Linked DNA regions of Homo sapiens: regions 2 and 3 are each linked to region 1. The links are chromatin contacts, found by Hi-C or POLR2A ChIA-PET in ENCODE. All regions are on one chromosome and are shown on one strand. The core of a region is the stretch at or near the end of the contact, and the rest is flanking DNA. Distances in the headings are between cores, read along the strand shown. Region 1 has its middle 200 kb from the start of RRAGB. Region 2 overlaps NBDY (negative regulator of P-body association). Region 3 holds the start of NBDY (negative regulator of P-body association).

The links. Hi-C counts contacts between places; a loop is a spot of excess contacts on that map. ChIA-PET counts read pairs that join two places held with the same protein, here RNA polymerase II (POLR2A). Pooled maps may share reads with other maps.
Region 2: a loop to region 1 is called in a map with no recorded cell type, with 9 times the contacts of the local background. The contact joins two enhancer-like sites. A Hi-C loop is called at or near these places in 2 of 37 single-sample maps with no recorded cell type and 7 of 50 pooled maps.
Region 3: a loop to region 1 is called in a map of GM12878, with 6 times the contacts of the local background. The contact joins the promoter of NBDY here to the enhancer-like site in region 1. A Hi-C loop is called at or near these places in 7 of 168 maps with a recorded cell type or tissue (B cell, GM12878, PC-3 and 3 more), 23 of 37 single-sample maps with no recorded cell type and 19 of 50 pooled maps. POLR2A ChIA-PET finds 5 or more read pairs at or near these places in 3 of 52 experiments (GM12878, activated B cell and activated naive CD4-positive, alpha-beta T cell).

Annotation. Positions count from the first base shown.
Region 1 is chrX:55,917,418-55,921,598 of GRCh38, reverse strand. It overlaps a transcript of KLF8 not described here. Among named protein-coding and RNA genes, the nearest start is that of RRAGB, 200 kb to the right of the region's middle. RefSeq lists enhancers at 1,708-1,957, 1,409-2,608. Within about 2 kb of position 2,083, at least 2 of the 41 ENCODE cell types and tissues checked have a DNase peak (open chromatin) inside an H3K27ac peak, as active enhancers do; they include GM12878, where a contact is called at or near this core.
Region 2 is chrX:56,811,701-56,815,881 of GRCh38, reverse strand. All of the region lies in intron 2 of NBDY (negative regulator of P-body association), which reads right to left. Among named protein-coding and RNA genes, the nearest start is that of NBDY, 85 kb to the right of the region's middle. RefSeq lists an enhancer at 2,763-3,302. Within about 2 kb of position 2,426, at least 13 of the 41 ENCODE cell types and tissues checked have a DNase peak (open chromatin) inside an H3K27ac peak, as active enhancers do.
Region 3 is chrX:56,727,375-56,731,555 of GRCh38, reverse strand. NBDY (negative regulator of P-body association) reads right to left here and starts at 2,313. Exons shown (of 3, transcript NM_001348129.2): 1 at 1,967-2,313. The coding sequence starts at 2,202. The coding sequence ends at 1,996. RefSeq lists an enhancer at 2,193-2,272.

The sequences.
Region 1 (4,181 bases), core at 834-3,333:
TCGTAGCATTGCTTTTGATGTTTTTGTCATGAAATCTTTGCCCATGCCTATGCCCTGAATGGTATTGCCTAGATTTTCTTCTAGAGTTTTTATAATTTTGGGTTTTAGAACAAAGCTGGAGGCATCATGCTACCTGACTGCAAACAATACTACAGCCGATAGTAACCAAAACAGCATGGTACCCATACAAAAACAGATACATAGATCAATGGAACATAATAGAGATCTCAGAAATAAGGTCACACATCTACAACCATCTTATCTTCGACAAACCTGGCAAAAACAAGCAACTGGGAAAGGATTCCCTATTAAATTAATGATGCTGGGAAAACTGGCTAGCCACATGCAGAAAATTAAAACTGGACCCCTTCCTTACACCTGATACAAAAATTGACTCAAGATGAATTAATGGGATTTTTTCTTATAAATTTAAGTTCCTTGTATATGCTGAATATTAGACCTTTGTCAGATGCATAGTTTGAAAGTATTTTCTCCAGTTCTGTAGGTTGTCTGTTCATTCTGATTATAGTTACTTTTTCTGTGCAGAAGCTCTTTAATTAGATCCCATTTCTCAATTTTTGCTTTTGTTGCAATTGCTTTTGGCGGCTTCATCATGAAATGGTTGCCTGTGTCTATGTTCTGAACGGTATTGCCTTGATTCTCTTCTACTAGGAATTTTATAGTTTGGGGTTTTACTTTTAAGTTTAGATGTCTAGCATGGCCGAGTAAGTTTTCTTTGATTATTCCCTCAAATATGTTTTTCAAACTTTTATATTTCTCTTCATCATCAGGAACACCAATTATTCTTAGGTTTGGATATTTAACATAGTCCCAAACTTCTTGGAGGCTTTGTTCATTTTTTAAAATTCTTTTTTCTTTGTCTTTGATGGACTGGGTTAATTCAAAAGTCTTGTCTTCGAGCTCTGAAGTTCTTTCTGCTTGTTTGATTTTATTGCTGAGATTTTCCACTGCATTTTGCATTTCTCTAAGTGTGTCCTTGATTTCCAGAAGCTGTGATTGTTTTTTATTTATGCTATGTATTTCACTGAAGAATTTTCCTTTCCTATCCTGTATCATGTTTTTGATTTACTTAAGTTGGACTTCACCTTTTTCTATTGCCTCCTTGATTAGCTTAATGACAGACATTCTGAATTCTTTTTCTCGCAGTTCAAAGATTTCGTCATGGTTTGGATCCATTGCTGGTGAGCTGGCAGGATATTTTGGGTATGTTAAAGATCCTTGTTTTGTCATATTACCAGAATTGTTTTTTTTGTATCCTTCTCATTTGGGTAGACCATGTCAGAGGGAAGATCTGGAATTCAAGGGCTGTTGATCAGATTATTTTGTCCCACGGGGTGCTCCCTTGATGTGGTGTTTTCCCCCTTCCCCTAGGAATGGGGCTTCCTACAGTACAGAGGAACTGTAGTAATTGTTTTTGCTCTTCTAGGTCTAGCCACCCGGGGGAGCTACCATGCTCTGAGCTGGTACTGGGGAGTTTCTGCAAAGACTCCTGTGATATGATTCATCTTCAGGTCTTGTAGCCGTGGATACCAGCATCTGCTCTGGTGGAGGTAGCAGGGAAGTGAAGTGGACTTGGTGCAGGTCCTTGGTTGTGTTTTTGTTTAGTGGGCTGGTTTTGTGTTGGTTGGCCTCCAGCCAGGAAGTGGTGCTTTCAAGAGTGCAATAGCTGCAGTCCTATAGGGAGGAGGCAAACTTGCCCTAGAGACACCTGGTTAAGTATTCAGGTTTCTCAGGCAGCAGGCAGGGCCACAGAGCTCCCAAAATATTATGACCTTTGCCTTCAGCTAGCAGGTAGAGAAAGACCACCAGGTGGGGGCAGAGATAGGCATGTCTGAGCTCAGCCTATCCTTGGGCCGGGCTTGCTGTGGCTGCTGTAGGGGCTGGGGTGTGGTTCCCTGTCTAATGGTGTTATATTCCCGGGGGATTATGGCTGCTTCTGCTGAGTCATACAGGTAGCCAGGGAAGTGCGGGACACCTGGCAGTCACAGGCCTCACCCAGCTCTCACACAGCCTGCAATCCTAAAAGCGGGTTTCACTTCCCCCATGCCCCCGCCAACATCACTGAGTCTATTTCGAGGCAGCCGGTGACCAGGGCTGAGAACTCGCCCCAGACCACGAACCTCCCTGTTGAGAGAGCAAGCAGGCTCACAGTTTTTCAGTGTCTCAGGAGTTTGCAGCGGTAATCCAGTTCCTTCAAAGGATCTCTGGATTTTCTTGGCTTTCCTGGTGTGTTCCTGTGGTAGTTCTTGGGAGCAAAAGTTCACGAAGTGAGTCTCCACACACTGCTCTATCAGTCTGACCAGGAGCTGCAAGCTAGTCATGCCTTCTATCCACCCTCTTAATCTGAAAACTCCATTGTATTTTGGGAGCAGCTAACTTTTTTTCTAGGTTTCACAGGTCCACAGAAGAGAGAAATTTTGCCCCAGGATGGACCACACCCTGAGTCTCATCCTTCCTTACGCAGATGAAGTAGAAGATGAGTTTTGGGACTCTTTGAGTTGATTAAATTTAGGTGAGATTTTTAAGACTTAGAATTGATGCCGGAATGGGTTAGAACTTTTGGAGATGTTGTGATAGAGTGAATGTGTTTTGCCCATGGGAAGGGCATAAATTTTGGAGGGCCAAAGGAAGACCATTTTGGGTGGTAATGTGACCTTTAAAATGATATGTTGAAGTCCTAGCCATCAGTACTTGTGAATGTGACATTATTTGAAAATAAAGTCTTTGCAAATGTAATCAAGATGAAATCATTAAGGTGGCCCTAATTCATTATGACTGGTGTCCTTATAAAGAAGAGGAAAGTGACAAGTGAAGACACACACACACACACACACACGGACACGCTCATATACACACAGACATAGCCATGTGAAGAGAGAGACAGAAATTAGAGTTATACTGCCACAAGCCAAGGAATATCTGGACTTACCAGAAGCTGAAAGAGACCAGGAAGGATTCTTTCTAGAGGTTTTCGATGGAGCATGGCCTTGCCAATACTTTTATTTTTTATTTCAGATTTCTAGCCTCAAGAACTGTGAGAGAATAAATTTCTGCTGTTTTAAGGCACCCATTTTGTGGTACATTTTACAGCATCAGAAAACAAATATGCCAAGTATTCATTTGTGTGGAGATATATCTTTATGAGTTTGCATGTATCAGGATTGGATGGCAATTTCTGAATGAGCATGTATATCTCTGTCTGGGTACCTATATGCATGATCTACATATAGTTGACCAGGAACATGAAAAATGATGTATAATCTGCCAGAAAGTCTCAAGATAGGTAGATAATTTCCCCAAACTCATTGATTGACTTATTCCCTCAACAAGTATTCACTGGGTTCCTTCTATGTTCTAGGCACTGGGGACAATCATGATTAAGATATCCTTAGACTGCTGAGTCTAGTGCTATGGGAACCCAGAGGTAGAAACAACTTCCTTTATCTACTTACTTTCTGGGGCTCCTGTTATCTCTCTAATCTTATTTCCATTCAAGGAAAGATAGTGAGAAGTTGAATTACTAAATAATACAAGAATACTTATAAAAGAGAGTTGCGACATTTGAGACTGTCCCCTTCCTAATTTATGTGTTTAAAAGCAGCATGATCTAGTACTTAAAGGCAAGGGCTCTGGTGTTAATTTTGTGTTGAGATCCCAGACGACAAATGCTAGCTGTGTGACTGAAAGCAAGTTATTTAGTTAACTTCTCTAATTCTATATTTCTTCATTTGTTAAAAGAAAAGGTGGCGGAGCAATAATATTTCATAGAATTGTACTGAAGAGTCAACAAAATAATCTTTATACAGGGCTAACACAGTTCTGGGCACTCAGAAGCCAGCCCTCTTCTGACCCTTGAATACTCAAGAAAAAGCTCTTTTGCTTGAGTACTTTTTCCACTATATGAGTGTACTGTTTCCTGCTAGCAGAAGAGTGAGTAGATGACAGGGTGTGAAATACAAATTTAAGATTCCCAAGGTCACTCTCTATTTAAACCCACACAGTTTATAAGGATGATATTTCCTGACTTTATTTTGAATTAAAACGGGATAACTTTAACACACCATCATGACCATTTTAGTATGTAGGCCTTGTCGAGAATTTAGAATAGTGTCTTGCACTTAGTAATTGCTCAATAAATGTTAATTATTATTGCTATTTGT
Region 2 (4,181 bases), core at 1,177-3,676, 890 kb before region 1:
TGGAATAAATGCCTAATAATTTTTTCCATAACCAATCAAAGACACATATACTTACCAACATGTAACTCTTTCTGTTTGTTGTTACAAAAAATGAGTTTGTATTATACACATTACTCCGAACATGTTTTATTTATTTAATAATATCTCATAGTAACCACATAAACTTAAATATTTTAAAAATATCTGCACAAAATTCCAGCAAATGTGTCCACCAAAACATAGTAATTCTCAAAATGAACATAACTGAGACAGTTTCCAATTGTTTTCACAAATATGCAAACATATTCTCAGATGGTATAATAAAAAAGTTAAACAATTTGTGGATTACCATTTCAAATGTTTCAGTAAACAATTCTCCAAACACCAATGTATGAGAGACAAGCTAATCACCTCAACAAGAAATACCTGTTATCATACTTTAAATTTCTATAAATGATAAAGAAAACATAGTATATGTTTGATTTATTGTACCTTAATAGAATTTTAAAAGTGGACAATTTTTTAAGAATTTAGTAATCCAAAATTTCTTAGTCATGATGATCTCCTCATTTTGATGTAGAAAAATAAATTTTAATTTAAATGAATCTCTATAAAGGGTCATTGCGTATGAATCATTTTAATCATCTTTGCAACATAGGTTTAAATCTCTTTACCAGATACTATACTGTATTTTGGTTTAAAATTAAGTGTTTTTAGCATTTTTATTAAAATATTTTCATTATCAAAGAGTAAATAATTTATTGATGGCTTTCAAATTTTCCTGATTTCTCAGAAAGATCTATTTAAGCCAAGTCATATAGTCTATAAAATCATGAATTTATATTAAAATGAGTTGATTTATCACTACTTTAAGAATAAATTTCTCAGTGTAGTAAAAATTGTGTATAAGATATGACAGAAATGTAAAAAGCATTATAGAATGAAGTAAAGGTTAAATATATATTCCAAAAATATATTCTCTATTAGCTATTAATGACACATAAAATATGACATTTCTTACTATCACATTTGATCAAATTAAAAAAAAAAAGAAATACCCCAAAATATGATCAAGAGTCTAAGGTGAACAGCGGAAGAGAAGATGTGGTTCACCAGGTATGGTGGCTCAGGTCTGTAATCCCAGCACTTTGGGAGGCCGAGGTGAGCAGATCACGAGGTCAAGAGATGGAGGCCATCCGGGCCAACATGGTGAAACACCATCTCTACTAAAAGTACCAAAAAATCAGCTGGGCATGGTGGCATGCACCTGTAGTCCTAGCTGCTCAGGAGCCTGAGGCAGAAGAATCGGTTGAACCTGGGAGGTGGAGGTTGCAATGAGTCAAGGTCACACCACTGCACACCAGCCTAGACAACAGAGCGAGACTCCCTCTCAGAAAAAAAAAAAAAAATGTGGTTCATAACTTGGGTCACTTAAACAATAAGCAAAAGAAAATTAAAACATATGATGCAAAAGAGAAATGATCTTCTTAAAATAATGACTTAATAATCCCTAATTGATATATAATCAACTTTAATAAAACTGTTTCTTAAATGCCCTGATAAGCCACGAAAAAAAAAAGTTACAGAGTAAAATAAATGGAGAAAAAATATTTCATATAACATTCAATAAAGCCATTCAATAACCACTCAAAAACAACTCAATAAAAAAAGACTCAAAAACCATGAAATTAAAAGAAGATAAGATATCACTATGAATCCACCACTGGGAAGAAGAAAAATTCACCACCTAAAATGACTACCTTCGGTCCAGAAAAATTGATAGAAAGAAAATGCAAAAATCAATTACAATCTGAAAGTACTAAATAAAAAAGTAAAAGAACAAATTGAAAAACACAAAAGAAAAAAACTGAAACTGATACCAATTATGTTAAAAATAATGTAAAGCAGTGAAAATAAAAAATGAAAAACAAAAAAAAAGACAAAAGAATCAGACTGAGAAGAAGCAATGACAATGAACGGGAGTGGCAAAGAGACACCAGTGACATCCCCGTGAAAAAACACACAACCAAGAAGCTTTGTGATGATGGGATCCTTTCCGAGTGTAAGTTTTTAAGCAGTTTGACCAAGAAAGCTCCAGTTTCACACCAACTGCTGGGGCCTATCTGATAACAGACTTCCTGCATTCATTCTCAAAGGAACGCCCAAGTTACCCAATCAATGGCATGATGACCCAGGCCTGGAGACAAAAAAGCATGCCCATCGCAAGTGGTGATTCAGAGCCTGTATGGGAGAGTTTGTGGGCAGTGTTATGCCTGTGGGGGTGCATGTGCGTACATGTCTGTGTGGGGGAACACTTGGGCCCACACCCTTGTGCCCGTGTCAAGTTTCTTGTGTGTTTCTCTGCTTGTGTGTTTGTGATTATGTTTTGGGGTGTGGAGTCCCTTCTGAGTGCGTGTGTGGGTGTGTCTGTGGTCTGTGGGCATCTGCCTGTGTGAGTGAGAGTGGGAAAATGGGCACGTGGCAGAGACAGCCTGCCTGTACACACTGAAATGTGGATCGCTGTTGTGTTCACATGGCTGGGCTGGAAAGAAAGGCAACAGGACACAACTTGCCAAGGCTCCCACTGGCTCAGGATTGGACATTTACAGAGTCCACAAAAAGAATGGGGACAAACAGCGAGCCAAGAGGTACTGGGAAATCCATGAATTCACGATGACATTTCACTTAAAAGTAACTCCTGGGTGGTGTTTTATATATATACTTTAAGTTCTAGGGTACATGTGCACAATGTGCAGGTTTGTTACATATGTATACATGTGCCATGTTGGTGTTCTGCACCCATTAACTCATCATTCACATTAGGTATATCTCTAATGCTATCCCTCCCCCTCCCCTCACAGCAAGACAGGCCCCGGTGTGTGATGTTCCCCACCCTGTGTCCAAGTGTTCTCATTGTTCACCAGAGAAACTGAACTGGTGACTTTCATCTCTGCTTCTTTAAAAATGAAAGTGAAGCCTCCTTCCAGGCCTGGTGCTGCAAGGGGACACACCCATCACCAATGAGCAGAAGAAGCAGTCTCGATAGAACATTTGTCCCGCAGAGAGCTGAAAGTGAAAGGAAAAAGGAAGAAGAAGAAGAAAGAAAGAGGAGAAAAAGAACAACAACAAGTGGCAGCTTCGTGTCACCAAAGCTGTCCTGAAAGATCTAGTTCAGGGGTGTATCACTGCGTGGTGACATACACAACAAGTGACAAAGAGATATGAGTGACGTCCGGGTGAAAGGACACACCACTGAAAAGCTTCTCATTGATGGGGTCCTTTCTGAGTGGGATCAAGGGCTCTGATCCACAAGTAGCCTTGCAGGAGCAAAAGAGAACAAAGGTACAGGCAAAATCTTGCCCTCTGAATATCATCAGCACACTTCAAGGGGCCATCAAGTCCCTAGTACATAAGGCCAAGGGAGGGAAGGACTCTGGAAATGGGAGGAGAGATGAAAAATGGGGAGAAACCGGACACCAAGAAAAAGAGGTAATCAGCCACCTATGGCAATAGGGAGGGCAGAAAGAGGAGGGGGATTCTGATTATGCACTTCAGGGGTCAGCCAGGATCCATCTAATTTTCTTAGGAAAAGTAAGCATGTTCTCCCTAATGATGTGCCTGTGCCCACCCGACCCTCCCCAAACCACAAGTGGACTAAAAGTAAAGACAGTGAAGATAAAAAAAAGTGGGAAGCTGGCAAGATGGTGGAATAGGAGCAGTTCCAGTCTGCAGCTCCCAGCGAGATCGATGCAGAAGATGGGTGATTTCTGCATTTCAAACTGAGGTACCAGGTTCATCTCACTGGGACTGGTTGGATAGTGGGTGCAGCCCAAGGAGGGTCAGCCAAAGCAGGGTAGGGGTGTCACCTCACCAAGAAAGTGCAAGGTGTCAGGGAACTCCCTCTCCTAGCCAAGGGAAGCCATTAGGGACTATACCATGCACTCCAGCACAGACACTGCACTTTTCCCATGGTCTTCACAACCCGCAGACCAGGAGATTCACTCCAGTGCCCATGCCACCAGGGCCCTGGGTTTCTAGCACAAAACTGGGTGGCCGTTTGGGCAGACACCAAGCTAGCCACAAAAGTTGTTTTTTTTTCATGCCTCAGTGGCACTCAGAAGTCCAGCCAGACAAAACCATTCACTCCCTTGGAAAGGAGGCTGAAGCCAGGGGGCCAACCGGTCTGGCTCGGCGGGTCCCAA
Region 3 (4,181 bases), core at 1,064-3,563, 810 kb before region 1:
TCTGTCGCCCAGGCTGGAGTGCAGTGGCATGATCTCGGCTCACTGCAATCTCTGCCTCCTGGATTCAAGCGATTCTCCTAATTCAGCGTCCCGAGTAGCTGGGATTATAGGCACACAACACCATGACCGGCTATTTTTTTTTTTTTTTTTTTTACTTTTAGTAGAGATGGGGTTTCGCCATATTGGCCAGGCTGGTCTCGAACTCCTGACCTTAGGTGATCTGCCCACCTCAGCGGCACAAAGTGCTGGGATTACAGGCGTGAGCCACTGCGCCCGGCTGCTCTTTTGTTTTCTATCTGAGCAATTTTCTCCCTACTCCCTGCAACCTTCCACTCCACTACCCCTTTGAATAGAGGTAAACATGTGAGAAGTAAAACTGTATGGAATGACAGGGAGATGCTTTCAAGTAAAATAGATTTCTATTTTTTTTTTTCTATGCATTACCACCAAACCCAATGTCTAAAACTTTTTTGGTCGCCAAAGTTGTCCCATCATTCATTGATTTATTTATTGAAATATCTGTTTCACTCCTATTATGTACTAGGCACTATGCCTTGGCCATCCATCCCCTACAGCTCTCAGAATAATTCCTACCCATTGCAAGGGCTTCATAAAGGTTTACTGCACGAATGAAGAAAAGATGCTTCTCTCCTTTGAATTAAAAGGATCTATAAAACTTGGGTCAGATTCAGTTTTATAATTTGCATTCTATAAAGTTCATCTAAATATCAGAGATTCCTTTTCTGATAGTAAGAATAGGAATCTTAAAATACAAATAGTAGCACTTGATGGATATTGGAATGAAGTATATGCTCAGCATAACATTTAAGGCCCTGAAGCACTTTATCTTCACCTCCTAGTCCTTCTTGTAGATTCAAAATTATAGCCAAGCTGTTTCCAGAAGAATTCTGCCTTTTCTCTGGAAACCCTCGGCCTGAAAAGCATTCCCTGCCCCTCCACATGGCAGATGTCACTCAACCTTTAAGGCCCACCCAAAGTTCCTCCTTCCTTTTTTTTTTTTTTTTTTTTTTTTTTTTTTTTTGAGACGTAGTTTTTTGCTATTGTCGCCCAGGCTGGAGAGCAATGGCGCGATCTCGGCTCACTGCAACCTCTGCCTTCCAGGTTCAAATGATTGTCCTGCCTTAGCCTCCCGAGTTGCTGAGATTACAGGCGTCCACCATCACGCCTGGCTAATTTTTGTAACTTTAGTAGAGACGGGGTTTCACCGTGTTGGCCACGCTGGTCTCGAACTCCTGACCTGATCTGCTCACCTCGGCATCCCAAAGTGCTAGGATAATAGGCGTGAGCCACCGCGTCCGCCCCCCTACTCCTCCTTTTTGATGGCTCATGATTACTACCAGGCAGTGACTTGGTCCATCCTCCACCCTTCCTGAATACCTTGAACAAGCAAACATTATGGCACTTGGATTTGACTATCACATTGTAGCTTTAAAAAAAAAAATTCAACTCTCCTGCCTTACACAGAGAAAGACATACACTTCTGAAGGCTGGCCTTCAACAGATGCTTTTTATTGGCCTTGAACCAGCCTTTTTTTTTTTAACAAAAAAATTTTCCAATGCACGCAAAAGTAGAGAGAATAATATAATAAATCCCTACATATACATCACCCAGCTTTAAATTATCAACTCATGAGCATTTTTATTACACTTTCCCTCCACCTTGGCACCAATGACTTACTTTCAAGCAAATCAAAAGATTCAAGTCTATTTCTTAGAAAATATAACTACAATTATTTCATCTAAAATATTACAAATAATTATTTAATGTCGTTAAATATCCATCATTTCATTCAAGCATATTTTGTGAAAGAGCTGCTTAATCCCTGCATGTTATTTTTTCTATTTTGAAATCATGGAAAGAACAGGGAAAAGGGGAAGGAAATTTGTGAGAATGCATAAATAAGTTTCAAAGAGCCTAGATGTCCTAGATGAGAAAGAATCTGACCTGGTTTAGGGTGGGAGAAATTTATTTCTCTACTTCTCCGGAGGAGGAGGGTGCGACTTCAGGCCGGCTGATGCAGGAGGAGGTGCGGAGGGTAGAGTGGTACTACCTCCGTTGGGAGTTCCTTCCGGATAATCCCAACGCGGAGCGAGGAGGCAGCGCTTTTTTGGAGGCTTGGCTTCCCGTGCGTTTCCAGGTGGGAGAGTGGATCTCCCGGAGGCACAAGGTTGGTCTCCCATAAGGATTACAGAAACGGGTCGTCAGTTTTCTCCGGTGGGCCCTGGCAAAGCCAAGAGACCTGAGATGGCGGCGAGTCCCCTCCAGGCACAGAGCTGGCTTCCTCCTGTTTCGCTCTTACCGTATTTCCTGTATCCTGAGACGTACATCCCTTCTCCGCCTCCACCCCTCCTCCCTACCCCATTCTATTTTAATGTTTCTATTAGGATGGGTGTTAAAAACCGATGTCGTTATTTAATATAGTGTTTTTCCATCGCGCCCCACCCCCACTAAATGTAAATAAATTTATTGAGAATTTAATATAATTTATGCAATTTTAAGATGAGAAGAAATTCAAGTTTACCTTTAAGTGGTAAACTCTGAATGGCTTATATGTGTGGGAGGGACGCGGGGGTGGGCGGTAACCAAATAAATTATTGAAGAGCTTTACAAGCCAGCTGCAGATGCACATCACAGAGCTGTGAAACTAGCTACAAACATTTAAAAAGCAATATGCAAACATGTAAGTTGACTAGAGTGCAGAATAGCACACTAGCACAAACCATGGAAATTGAATGTGGAAAATGAATTCACCGTATGTCATAGAATCTAAGATCATTTTTTCTTTATTTTTTAAGCAAATTTGTAATTTTTGAAGGCTTATTATGTTTTTCCCCAAATTTGAATATCTAGGAAATCTCTGCGACCTAACAATTGATGGTACACTATACTTTAGTTGGCAGCTTTTTTTTTTCTTTCTTGTAGGTATGGAAAATAATGACCCATCTTACTAGTGATGATATGTTATATTCTATGATTTATGGTAACCAGAAGAAAGTACCACGTGTCTCAGAAGAAAAGGCTTCTGGAACTTCTTAGACCTTCATTATTAAAATAGCCTACACATCCATCTCCCTTTAGCTATGGACAAACTAGATCACACTTCTTCAGCTTTGTTCTCAGTGCTTTTTGTTTGTTTTTTGTTTTTTTAAATGGAGAGAGCTTAGTCCTTAATGCCAGAGTAGAAGTGCCTGTTAAACTCTGCTGTTTACAAGCTCTGAGCTCTTTGAGTAATTATTTAAATTCTTGGAACTTTGGTTTCTAGGCCATAATTTTTTCCTTGCAAAGGTGTTTCCATAACCAGGGATAATACATGTAAAGCATTTACTACTATAACTATCTCTTATCTCCACCCTTCTACCTTCCTCCAAGTAACCAGCACAGCCCTTTACACAAATTAGGTACTCAGTAAATATTTGGGAAATAAATGACCCCGTGGTTTTGTGCCAAATGCTACTAATAAAGACAGAAAAGTCAGATGTAGCTGTAGCTTAATGAAAAGATGTGAGGGAGGCATTGAGAGAGGCAATATTTTAGAGCTAGAAGAGTAGTTGGAACTAGACATACTGATGTGGGAGACAGCAACATAGAGGTGATAGTTAAAGACAAGGGAATGGATTATATCCCCAAGAGAAAATCTAAAGGAAAAATAATTGAGCTAAAAACAGAATATTGAGTAATTAGAGACAGATAGAAGAAAAGAAGTCTGCTGCAAAGGCTGAGAAAGAGTGGTCAAAGTCAGCGAAGAAGATTCTAACCCAGAGTTTCTCAATCTTGGTGCTATTGACATTTGAGGCCAAATCAATCTTTGTAGTGGTTGCCAGAGTTTACCGTTTAGCAATGTCCTAAGCTAAGCCTCTACCAACTATATGCCAGTACTACTCCCTACTCCTCAAGTTGTGATAACCAAAAAGATTTCCAAACATTGCCAGATGTCCCCTCGGGTACACAATTGTCCCCAGTTGAGAACCATTGGTCTATCCTTAATCCACCAAATTTGCTCCTTTCCTAGTTTTTTTTTTCTTTCATCTCAGTGAAATGTTATGCCTTCCACTCAGATATACAAGTCAAACTTTGGAGTCTTTATTTTTAGAAACTGAAGAATATTTTATTATTTATTCAAGTAAATGAAGTAACAATTTCACAGTCTTTTTACATAGGT